Regions from separate parts of the Homo sapiens genome. Here region 1 is linked to region 2. A link is a contact called in ENCODE Hi-C or POLR2A ChIA-PET data. All regions are on one chromosome and are shown on one strand. The core of a region is the stretch at or near the end of the contact, and the rest is flanking DNA. Distances in the headings are between cores, read along the strand shown. Region 1 holds the start of ADGRL1 (adhesion G protein-coupled receptor L1). Region 2 holds the start of ADGRE5 (adhesion G protein-coupled receptor E5).

Region 1 (5,602 bases), core at 1,306-3,805, 180 kb before region 2:
GCCCACAGGGTCCTCCAAGGCCCCCCAGGAGAAAGGGCTCCCCTGGGCAGGCTGGGAATAGAAGCTGGGCTTCGAGTCCCCCCCTTCCACCCCCTCCCTGCAGGCTCCACAGCCCAGGTGTGCTGGTCCCCAGCTCCCCATCCTCCCCAAGCCTGGGCGCCAGCTACACCCCCAAGAGCAGGAATCAGCGTGGGTGATCACGGGGTACGCAAGCGCCCAGAAGTGGGGATTGAGATGGGCGCCCCTTGGAGAGAAAGAGGGCCTGCAGGGGTGTCCCAGAGCAGATGCCACACACACATGGGGTGGACCGAGCGGGGCCATGAGGGAGGTCACCAAGCTGGGTAGGAAGATGGTGGCAAGACCAGCAGGAGGGCCGGGACCCACATGTGAGCGCACACGTATGTCGCACACGTATGTGGCTCCGTGCACGGGTGCGATCGCTGCCAGCCATGGAATTAGTTCCCTTTTCCGAATTCCAGATGATTTTTCATCTCTGTAATTAATGGGCAAGTCAGTTCTGAACGGCATGGCAGACAAATTGCTAGTTAGGAAAATCACGGATAATTTTCTCGATATGATAATGAAGGTTGTAATCCTTCTCTTATTCTCCCTGTTTTCATCCTACTTTTAAGTAATAAATTTGGCATTAGTGGGAGGGGAGCAGGGAGGAAGGAGAAGTCACCTGCCCCCCAAAGCTGGGGCCTGACAGGGACCCACGCAGAGTCCCCTGCCGGGGGCAGACAGGAGAAGAGAATGAGGGGTGTGGACCCTCCGTGGGGTTGATCAATTCAGGGGGCCAGGCCCTGGAGAGCAGGTGGAGGGCACGGAGCTTTCAGGCTGTGAGCCAGGGTGAAGGAGTGGGGTCTGGGGTCAGGTTAGACTCATGCCAGCCCTTGGGGTGTTGGAGAGAGAAGCAGAAACCAATGGTCTGTCCCCAAACAGCATGGAGGTCAACGGCCCGGAATAGACATTCACCCTCAGGTGTGCCCCACTGGATCCGACCTCCTCTAAGCAGTGACTCCCTACCAGGATAAGGGAGCCGGGCAAGCAGAGAGGGGAAGAGAGAAAGACAGAGAGAGATAGAGAAAGACAGAGAGAGTGAGAGAGAGAGAGAGAGAGAGAGAGAGACAGACAGAGAGAGAGAGAGCGCGCGAGCCAGCCATCTTGGCAGCCATTTTGAACCCCTCCCCCTCCTGCCCCCAGGCACACATGTTGGGAAGTGGGATGTGGGAAGACAGACCCCAGCTCTGAGTCCGGTGGAAGCCAGGCGGAAGGGGGGGCCCTGCCTGGAACTGGGATACAGAAACACCCACGCAGCTGGCATGGCTGGGGGTGGATGGGGGTTGGAACAGGAAGAAAGGGTCCAGGCAGGTACAGTGAGGTGTTGGCCAGGGATGGGGCAGTGTGAGGACCCGGACTGGAAGTGTAGAGACAGGGGTGTGTGTAGCCAGCGGCTGTCTTCAGATGGGGGCCAGGGGTGCACTGGAGAGATACCTGGGAGGGCATTTTCTGGACACGGCTGGAGCAAACACAGCATCCCCCCACCCCACCACTTCAGGCCTGGACTCGGGTCCCAGGACCGTCAGATGGGAGGATGACAACCAAACCCTCGCAGCTCAATCCAATGCGCACCTGGGGTGGGGGTGGGGAGCTGTCCTCAAAGCACGAATAATCCGAGTGGATCAAACCTGCCGGCCTCCCGTGCTTTAACCCGGCACCACGGAGAGAAGGTGCTGCCCGGCTGCACCCCCTCCTCCTGACAGCGGCGCCCCCCGGACTGCGGCCGGCTGGACACCCAGACGGACCCCTCCCCATCCCCCGCGCCACTGCCTCCCAGAGAAAAACAACCCCCTCGCCCAGCATCCTGTGGTGCCAGCCCCCGACACGGCTCCTCTGGGGCGCGGGGCCGGCGCGCGGCGCGCACACGCACCCCCTCCGCTCACACCCAGACACCTACACAAACAGGGCGCCAAGCACCCGCGCGCACACGCACCGGGGACACGCAGGCACCGCCGCGCCGCTTCCCCACAAAGGCTGGCGCGCGCGCGGGCACACGCAGCCACGCGCGGGCACACTCGCGGTCCCCTCCCCCCGCCAGGCACCCTGCGGTAGCCCGTCCGCACCCCCGCGCCCCGGGCGCTCCGTGGGGGCCGCCCCTCCCAGGCCCCTCGCCAGTGGGGGTGAGGTGCGGGCTGCCCCCGACGCCCCTCCCGCTCAGGTGCGGTGCCCCGCGCGGCTCCCGTGTCCCCTCCCCCCTCGCGGCCAGGACAGGCCCCGGCCTCCCATCCTTCCCGCCTCCCCTCTTCCACGCGCCCCGCACACCTGGCCCAGGTGCGGCTTCGCCCCTCGCCCTGGGCCCGCAGACACTCACCTGTCCAGCGCCTCTCTGGGGTCGGCCCAGCGTGTCTCTCCTGCGGCTCGGCGAACCCGGGCCCCCCGCCCGGCACATCTCCCGGAGCCGGGGCTGGGGGGAAGCGGGTAGGAGGTGGCGGGACGAGGGCGGCCTCCGTGTCCCTTCCTTCCCCTGGCCCAGCACCGCCGCCGACCAAAAATTAGGAAAAAAAAAAAAAAAGAAAAGAAAAGAAAAAAAAGAGGCGGATTACACGGATCCAAAGGCGGCCCCCTCGCGGCGGCGGAGGCTCGGGACTGGGGGCGATCGGGTCTGCGCCCCTCCCGGGGAGGGAGGCGGTGGGGCGGGGGCGGCGTCAGAGCGCCGGGGGCTGGGGCGAGGCGGAGCGCCCCGAGGCGGCGCCGGCAGCGGCCCGCATCTCCCCCGCAGCTCCGCGGCCCCGACGGAGGCGGCACGTGTGCGCCCAGGCGACTTCCCAGCCCCCTCCGACGCCGGCGGTGGACGAGGGGTTAACGGGGCAGCCGGGGCGCCCCTGCAGGCCCCCGCCGCCCGGCGGCGCCGCTCCGGGGCCCGCGCGGCCCCATCAGCCGGGGCCTCCTCGGCAGACGGCGGGGCGGGGGCACCGCAGCGCCGACAGCTCCCGCGCCGACGGCTCGGGCTCCCCGCAGTGGCCGCGGGGAGCTCGGGTTGGGGGCGGGCGGCGCGGAGCTGGCGGAGGGGGGCGGCGCGGCTGGAGGCGGGTGCCGCGGCGTCGCGCCCCCGGTGCGGCCGGAGGGGGGGCGCCGGGCCGGGCCCGTGGGCACCGCAGGACGCGCGGACCGAGCCGGCGCCGGGCACCAGCAATGACAAGCCGCCTGCTCGCCCCGCTCCCCGGCGCACCCGCTCCGGGAGGGGGGCGGTGGGCGCGCGCAAAACCCGGCCCGGAGTCGCCGCCCGGGACTGGCCGCCGCAACCCGCTTGAGCGCCCCAGGAGCCGGCCCGAAAACCCGGGCTGGACTTTCCTTCCTTTCGCCTCCTCTCGCCTCCTCCCTGGAAAAGCAGGGAGAGGGAAAGCGACGTGCTGGAGCCCCGCGTTGGAGCGGGGAGTGGGGGAAGGGAGACAGGCGTAAGGAAGACCCGGAGCGGATTTTCCAGTGAAGTATAAGGAAAGGCGCCGAGCCCGGGGAAGGAGGGCGCAAATGGGGAGATCTGGAAGGGTTGTGCAAAACCCGAGTTGGATTAGATAAAGATGGGAGGAACGGTGTTGGAGCGGGGGGTTGGGGGGTAGATGCGACATGGCCAAATGCACCCGGGGCACGCAAATTTCGGGCCGGATTCTTTCTCGGGAGACGGAGTAATGCGTCAGGCCTAACGCAGTGGAAACAAGCAAGACCCGGCCCGGAACTCCCGGGACCTGGGTTCGCATGGTGGGGGGTTCTGGAAGGGGGATGCTTAGTGGCTGAGGCGACTTGGGCTGCCCTCATCTTCCTGGCAGCGACGTGCAAGGGGGACGGGCAAAAGGAGGACTGGACTCGGGTACGAAGGGATTTGGCGCGCTGGCTGCACCGGAGCGGACAGGTAAAAGCGGTTTCTGGATCCAGGGGCGCTGCGAAGGGAATGCGATGAGGCCGCTACCCTGGGAGACCAGACCTACAATAAAAGGCGAGGGAGGCACGCAAAGCCAGGACTGGAGCGCGGGACGGGATGAGACCCTCAGCAGAAGATCCTGGGCCACCGGGACAGGGGCTTGGAGCTGACCGGGCAGCAGGGGCGGAGGGAAGCGTTAGGGGGAGGTTTGTACCTGTAAACGCCTCAAAGTCTTGCTTTTGGGGAGGGGGTGCGAGGGGAAAAATTGAATTTTATGTTCTCTAAAAGAGTAAAAACCCGGCATGGATTTTCAACACCTAACAACTCCATTGCAGCTGGTGGACTCTAAGAAGTAGGGCAAGAAGCAGGCTTGGGTTCCCAGGCATCAGACCAAGTGAGGCGAGGGGCAGGTTTCGGGTTGAGGCTGCAGAGGGAGCCCCCGCACCCCCTCTCTGGGGTGGGGAAGGCTGTTGGACCCGGCTTGGCTCTCTGGAGAGCGAAAGTTATGACTGCCAAGACCTATAGCTGGGGCTATAAAACTGGGCCCCAAGCCAAAAATAGGCACTTCGGCAGAACAGGCAACTTTGTGCAGGGTGGGGGCTGGAGGGAAATGGAAGTGGGAAGAATCCTGGAGTGGAGGGAACAGGGGGGAGGGGGGGAGTCCCTGAAGCGGGGCTGCTGGCTCCATTTTATGAAAGATGGGAAGACTGATGGCTGGGGAGGGCTTGGAATCCTCAGGGAAGGGAATCCATTCAAGTGAGGCCCAAATGTTAAAGCAGACAGCTCAGAGTTCAAAGTTGGGCTGCATCTTAGCAGCAGGGCAGACAAACCCTGATCTGAGTTTTAGAGGAGGGGGACGGGCTGAGGATGGGGATGGGGGAAACCCCCATTCCCTATATGTCCAGGGAAGAGAGTGCATTGCTAACCATGCGCTTTGCAGAATGAATGAGGAAAGGGAAAAGGGTTCCTGAGTAGGAGTGGTAAATCCACAAAACTTGAGGCATATCTGGATGGGAAAAATGAGTATCTAAGAAAGCCTGAATTGAATATCTGCACGGGAATTAACTTGGCCTCTAAGAATCCCTTCCTAGAAGCACGTCCCTGTGGCTAAACTGGAGGAAGTGCAGGGACACCAGACTTCCAGGCTGCCCGGGTGACCACGCACCACTGCTGTGGCAGCCTGTCACCCTCCACCGCCTTCTACGGACAGCTGTCTCTTCACGACGGGGAAGGGATTCTTGAAAGCCAGAACCTAGGCAAATCTGGCCCCAGAGAACTTCAAAATGGAGGGATGGGTCACTTTCGTTCCTCCTTCATGCCCAGGATTTCATGGCTGCAAAGCTGTCCAGCCTTGAATCTGGGTGGCCAGGTTGGACACCGGGATCTGGGGGACCAAATATAAAGTAGGATTTGGTGAGTGCAAAACGGATCCCATCCATCTGTGGTTGACTGCAGATCCACTGGGTATGGAGGAGGGCATCCCATCTCTCTACGCCTCAATTTCCCAGTTTGAGATATTGACAGCACCAAGTAAGACCCATGAAGGCTTTGAGATGGAGGGCACTCCAGGCAGCCAGCTTTCTATAAACCCAGCAGTACCGAAAAGGGAACAGAACTTGACGCTCAGGAAAAGCTGGTCACCTCCTTGTTCTCCTGCTCCAGGCCTTTGTCCCCACCCCACCCTCC
Region 2 (5,819 bases), core at 37-2,536:
GCCTCAGCCTCCCAAGTAGCTGGGATTACAGGCATGTGCCGCCACACCCGGCTAATTTTGTATTTTTAGTAGAGACAGGGTTTCTCCATGTTGGTCAGGCTGAGTCTCGAACTCCCGACCTCAGGTGATCCACCCACCTCAGACTCCCAAAGTGCTGGGATTACAGGTGTGAGCCACCGCACCCAGCCAAAAAATAGCGTTTTAAAAAATTATGAGGTAGCTCAAGAGACAAGCTAATCATGTGATTTATCCAGAAAGGAAAGAACCCTCCTATCACATGATTCTCTGTTGATTAACGAAGAGGCCTCTGAAATATAAGTTTCCCACAGGGGGAAACTGGCTTAGAAAGATCAGAAAGATCCAGGAGGTCTGCTCTGTGCGGTGAAGCTTCTCTTCTTGGCACCTGCCTGGCATCGGAAGAGGGCCCCTTCTCCCTCCCTGGGCTTTTATGTGGACACTGTAATGCCTCAGTTTTCTTTCTTTCTTTTTGTTTTTGACACAGGATCTCACTCTATCACCCAAGCTGGAGTGCAGTGGCACCATCATAGCTCACTGCAGCCTCAAACTCCCCAGCTCGGGTGATTCTCCCCGCCTCAGCCTCCTGAGTAGTAGTAGCTGGGACTACAGATGTCTGCCACCAGCCTGGATTATTTATTTATTTATTTTGTAGAAACAAGAGTTTCGCCATGTTGCCCAGGCTGGTGTCAAACTCCTGAGCTCAAGCGATCCTCCTGCCTCGGCCTCCCAGAGTGCTGAGATCACAGGTGCGAGCCTCTGCACCCGACCTGTTTCCTCATCTGGAAAATGGCAGGGAAACGTTCTGCCAGCTGGGACGCAGGCTCTGCCAACTCTGGCATGCCAAAGCTCTGGGCACAGGGCGAGTCCCACCAGCGTGGGCGTCCAGAGCTATTTCTGACAAGACCCCTTTGCGCCTGCCCAGGGAAGAGCCAAGTGGCCCCAGGCAAGACCGCCCCGCCCGGCTGCCACACCTTCCCCTCAGAGCAGCCAGCCCCAACACAGAGGCCAAAGGGTTCGTCAGAGCCACATGGTGGAAACTCTAGCAGAGGGTTTTTGAAAGCAGGTTGCACTTCATTCTTACTGAGTGCACGTGTGTGTGTGTGTGTGTGTGTGTGTGTGTGTGTGTGTGTATGCAGCGCCCCTGGGTCTGTGTTTTTATTGCACTTTCCTGCTGGCTTCCAGCTGCACCGCCAGTTCCGGGGAGGGCCCTGGGCCAGCGGCTGTCCGCCCCCCCTCCTTCATAAAGTCCTGGCCTCGGGACAGCCTGCACAGCTGCCTAGCCTGTGGAGACGGGACAGCCCTGTCCCACTCACTCTTTCCCCTGCCGCTCCTGCCGGCAGCTCCAACCATGGGAGGCCGCGTCTTTCTCGGTAAGTACTTTGGGGCCCCGCTGGGAGGGGCGAGGAAGCTCCAGCGGGACCCCTTGGCTGCGTCTGAGAAACGGGAGGCGCCGCTGGTGTCTGTGGGGCCTGCGATAGAGGAAGCCACATGGTCAAGCAGGCACTCACGGGCACACGGCGAGAGGGGCTGGTGGTGCTTGGGCACCCCCACACCCCGGCAGGAACTCCAGGGTGCTCTTGGAGCCTGCTACCCTGCCTGGAGGGATCCTCAAGCTTTCTACTGGAGCCAGTCTGGCATCTGCTCCCTAAGAGGGGAAACTGAGGCACGGGGGAAGGAAAGGGGCAAAAAGTGAGTGCTGGGACCCTGAGAGCCGCTGTGCTTAATATAACGCATAGAAGGACATGGGCGGGGGTGGGGAAGCTAGAAGCCAGGACTTCTCCACTGCAAGGTACCCCCAATTTGTCCCTCGCAGTCTCAGCAGCAGGGGCAGCCCCCAGAGACCCCAGTTCTTGCTCCCCGCAGACCTGGCTGGGGCTCAGCTGCGGATCGAAGGGACTTTGCCTGGTTCTGGGTTTGAATTTGATTTTTGTTGTGACTTCCTGGGACTCCCTTTCCCGCCCCACCCAAGGTGACTGTAACGGTTATCAGGGTAGCTCGTTGCCTAAGCAACGGGGCAACAAAGAGAGTGAAGAAATGACATTTGGGGCAAAAACCAGAACTTCCTGGACCACAGGGACACAGCTTCCCTGGGCCAGCCCCAAGTGGCAGGTGTCAGCTCAGCACCCCGCCTTGGCTTGAGAGTGAGAGACAAGAGCCCACCTTGGGTTTCTTGGGGGCACACTTGTTGGGGGCAGTTGCCAAGACCTGGCTTCCCAAGGGTTCCACGCCCTGGCTGTCTGTGTCACCAGGGCCAAGTCAGAGAGCCTCTGCGCCTCACTTTTCTCATCTATAAAATGGAGCACAACCCGTCTCCGTCTTAGATTGTTTTAAGGGATGAGTGAGTTAGGACACAAACTATTCCTGGTTCACAGTAAGAATTAGGTAAACAGCATTTTAAAAGTGTTGGCTGGGCACAGTGGCTCACACCTGCAATCCCAGCACTTTGAGAGGCCGAGGCAGGTGGATCTCTTGAGCCCAGGGACTGGAGACTAGCCTGGGCAACACATCGAGACGTTGTCTCTACCAAAAACAAATTTTTTTTTTTTTTTTTGAGACAAAGTCTCGCTCTTGTCGCTCAGGCTGGAGTGCAATGGTGCAATCTCGGCTCACTGCAACCTCCGCCTCCTGGGTTCAAGCGATTCTCCTGCCTCGCCCCCATCCACCCCGAGTAGCTGGGATTATAGGTGCCTGCCACCATGCCCGGCTAGTTTTTTGTTTTAGTTTTTGTGTTTGTATTTTTAGTAGAGACGGGGTTTCACCATGATGGCCAGGCTGGTCTCAAACTCCTGACCTCAGGTGATTCACCCGCCTCCGCCTCCCAAAGTGCTGGGATTACAGGCATGAGCCACCGCGCCCAGCCAAAAAAAATTTTTTTTAATTAGTCGGGCTTGGTGGTGTGCGCCTGTAGTCCTAGTGGCTCAGGAGGCTGAGGTGGGAGGATCCCTTGAGCCCAGGAGGTTGAAGCTGCAGTGAGCTGTGTTTGCACCACTGCACTCCAGCCTGGGTGACAGAGCAAGATCCTATCTCAAAAAATAAATTAATAATAAGGCCGGGTGCAGTGGCTCACACCTGTAATCCCAGCACTTTGGTAGGCCCAGGCCAGCAGATCACCAGAGGTCAGGAGTTCGAGACCAGCCTGGCCAACATGGTGAAACTCTGTCTTTACTAAAAATACAAAAATTACCTGGGTGTGGTGGCGGGCGCCTGTAATCCCAGCTACTCGGGAGCCTGAGGTAGGAGAGTCTCTTGAACCTGGGAGGTGGAGGTTGCAGTGAGCTGAGATCACGCCACTGCACTCCAGCCTGGGTGACAGTGAGACCCTGTCTCAAAATAAATGAATAAATAATAAATTATGATGATTATTAAATTCTGGTAAGACACTAGTGGGTCTGGGGAATTGTCTCGGGGTCCTTAGGAGGAAGCCTAAAGAAGGGGTGACTGCCCCACCACCCCCCACCCCAGGATCTCAATGCAGGAAACTGACTACTTAGGGCTCAGCCCAGAGAATGCAAACCAGAAGGAACTCAAACCAGAACAGCAGCTTCTCTCCCGGCTTCTGTTTGGGCAACTTCCAAGGCCCCAGATGGAGGCAGCTGGGCCCTGTAGCCTCACGGTGGGAGTAGAGAACCCAGCTCAGCCCATGCAGAGGGGATGGGGCACAAAGGAACCCTGCCCAGGGCCCTGAGGACCTCAATCCCTCAATTCCTCCTTCCCCAACCTCTTCTGTTTATTGGATTCCTCCTGATCCTTTTCTGGGCTCCAAGCCTCAGTTTCTCTATCTGTAGAATGGGCATCAACACAGCCCCTGCCTCCTAGAGTGGTTCTGAGCTTTAAAGGAGTTACCTGGGGCTTTGGGAGTTAGAGATGAATCTGCCTAGATCCTGTCCTGCCAGGGGAGGTCATTTTGTGGTCTGTTCTGCAAAGAGGAACTGGGTTCTGGCCGAGGGAGGAACTAGCCAAGCCTTGTGGCCAGAGAGGAGGAAGAGGGGAATCCTGACAGAAGTGGGGAGTACGGGCTTGGGCTGGGGGGTTTCGGCCTTGGTTTAACCCAGCTGGAAGGAGTGTGGAGGTGGGAGTGGGGATCTCTGCCTTCCACCCACCTAAGGGGTACTAAATTTGAACACAGTGGCTGAGTGGTCCGGGGACCTCCAATCTGCACCCCAAACACCCGCCCTCTGAAGCTGTGCTCATAACAGACCCCAAAATTCCCCTGGAAGCCCCTCCAGGGTTGAATTGGGGCAAATGAGTGGTGAGTCATTCCTTCCCTTAGGCCCAGGAAGTGACTCATGCCCAGCCGTTGTCCTGGTCCCCATCCCTCTGCCCGACACCCCCCTTCAGGTCTCCCTGGATTATTGGGGTCCCCAGTATTCCCAGATCGGCAGGGACTGGACGTCCCCTCCCAGCCCGCCCCAGGCCCCACCTGCCGCTCATATCCCAACGCCCTCCGTTCCCCTGCCCTTCCCCTCTGTTTCCATCCACCCTCCTTTCTCATGGTTTTCTTTCTTCCTCACTGTTTATCTCTCTGTCTCTCTGTTCTCTCTGTCCCATCTCCTCCTGTTTCCCCTTCTGCTCTTTATGGGCCCCTTGTTTCTCTCTCCACCTCTCTCTATCACCATGTAATTTCTGTCTCTCTGTCTGTCTCTATCTCTCCGTGTCTCTGTCTCCTCTGTCTTATATTTCTCTAGCTGTCTTCTTTCTCCTCTCTGTCTCCCTCTCTCTCTCCAGCTTGTCTCCTTTCTCCTCTCTGTCTCCGTCTCTGTCCCTCTATCTCTCTGTCTCTCTCTCTCTTTGTTCTTTTCTTTTCTTTCTTTTTTTTTTTTTTGAGACTCTTGCTCTTTTTTTTTTTTTTTTTTTTTTGAGAGTCTTGCTCTGTTGCCCAGGCTGGCGTGCAGTGGCGGGATCTCAGCTCACTGCAACCTCTGCCTTCTGTGTTCAAGCGATTCTCCTGCCTCCACCTCCCAAATAGCTGGGATTACAGGCGTGTGCCACCATGCCCGGCTAATTTTTTGTATTTTTAGTAGAGATGGGGTTTCACTATGTTGGCCAGGCTGGTCTCACACTCCTGGCCTCAGGTGATCCATCTGCCTCGGCCTCCCAAAGTGCTGGGATTACAGGCGTGAACCACCAAGCACAGCCCCCCACCTTCTGTCTCTCTGTCTCTTTGTGTCTCTGTCTCTCTTTCTGTGTCTCTCTTTCTTTCTGACTCTTTCTCTCTCTCTGTCTGTCTCTCTCTCTCTCTAATCTCTATTTTCTCTCCACCCCTGCTTCTTTGTCTCTATCTCTCTGGTGAACAGCAAGGAGATCCCTAGGTCCCCATCTCTGAATCCCCTGGTGACCTGAGGAGGGTCCCCCAGAACATGCCTTGGGAGGGGGAACCCCCTGAGTGCTGGGAACCGCCACTCCACGTGCACCCCAACAGGCGGCTACAGCGTCTTCCTGTGGGAGGGGGGCCCGGGGGTGAAATATCACCACTGGGTTCCAGGACAGACCGCCAGGGCCAGTGGCAGTTGTGGGTGTGGTGTGTGTGCACCTGTGTCCCTGAGGAAGCGTGGAGGTCCAGGGCATCTCAGAGCCTGGGTGATCCAACACCGTCATTTTTTTTTTTTTTTTTCTGAGACGGAGTCTTGCTCTGTCACTCAGGCTGGAGTGCAGTGGCGTGATCTTGGCTTGCTGCAACTCTGCCTCCTTAGTTCAAGCGATTCTCAAGCCTCAGTCTCCCAAGTAGCTGGGATAACAGGCACCCACCACCACGCCCAGCTAATTTTTTGTATTTTCAGTAGAGAGGGGGTTTCACCATATTA

Evidence for each region. Hi-C counts contacts between places; a loop is a spot of excess contacts on that map. ChIA-PET counts read pairs that join two places held with the same protein, here RNA polymerase II (POLR2A). Pooled maps may share reads with other maps.
Region 1: a loop to region 2 is called in a pooled map, with 2.9 times the contacts of the local background. The contact joins the promoter of ADGRL1 here to the promoter of ADGRE5 in region 2. A Hi-C loop is called at or near these places in 7 of 50 pooled maps. POLR2A ChIA-PET finds 5 or more read pairs at or near these places in 8 of 52 experiments (CD4-positive, alpha-beta T cell, CD4-positive, alpha-beta memory T cell, Caco-2 and 4 more).

Annotation. Positions count from the first base shown.
Region 1 is chr19:14,203,614-14,209,215 of GRCh38, forward strand. It overlaps ADGRL1 (adhesion G protein-coupled receptor L1), which reads right to left and starts at 2,556. Exons shown (of 23, transcript NM_014921.5): 1 at 2,372-2,556. RefSeq lists silencers at 3,170-3,229, 3,250-3,349.
Region 2 is chr19:14,380,158-14,385,976 of GRCh38, forward strand. It overlaps ADGRE5 (adhesion G protein-coupled receptor E5), which reads left to right and starts at 1,287. Exons shown (of 20, transcript NM_078481.4): 1 at 1,287-1,388. The coding sequence starts at 1,367. RefSeq lists a silencer at 2,636-2,775.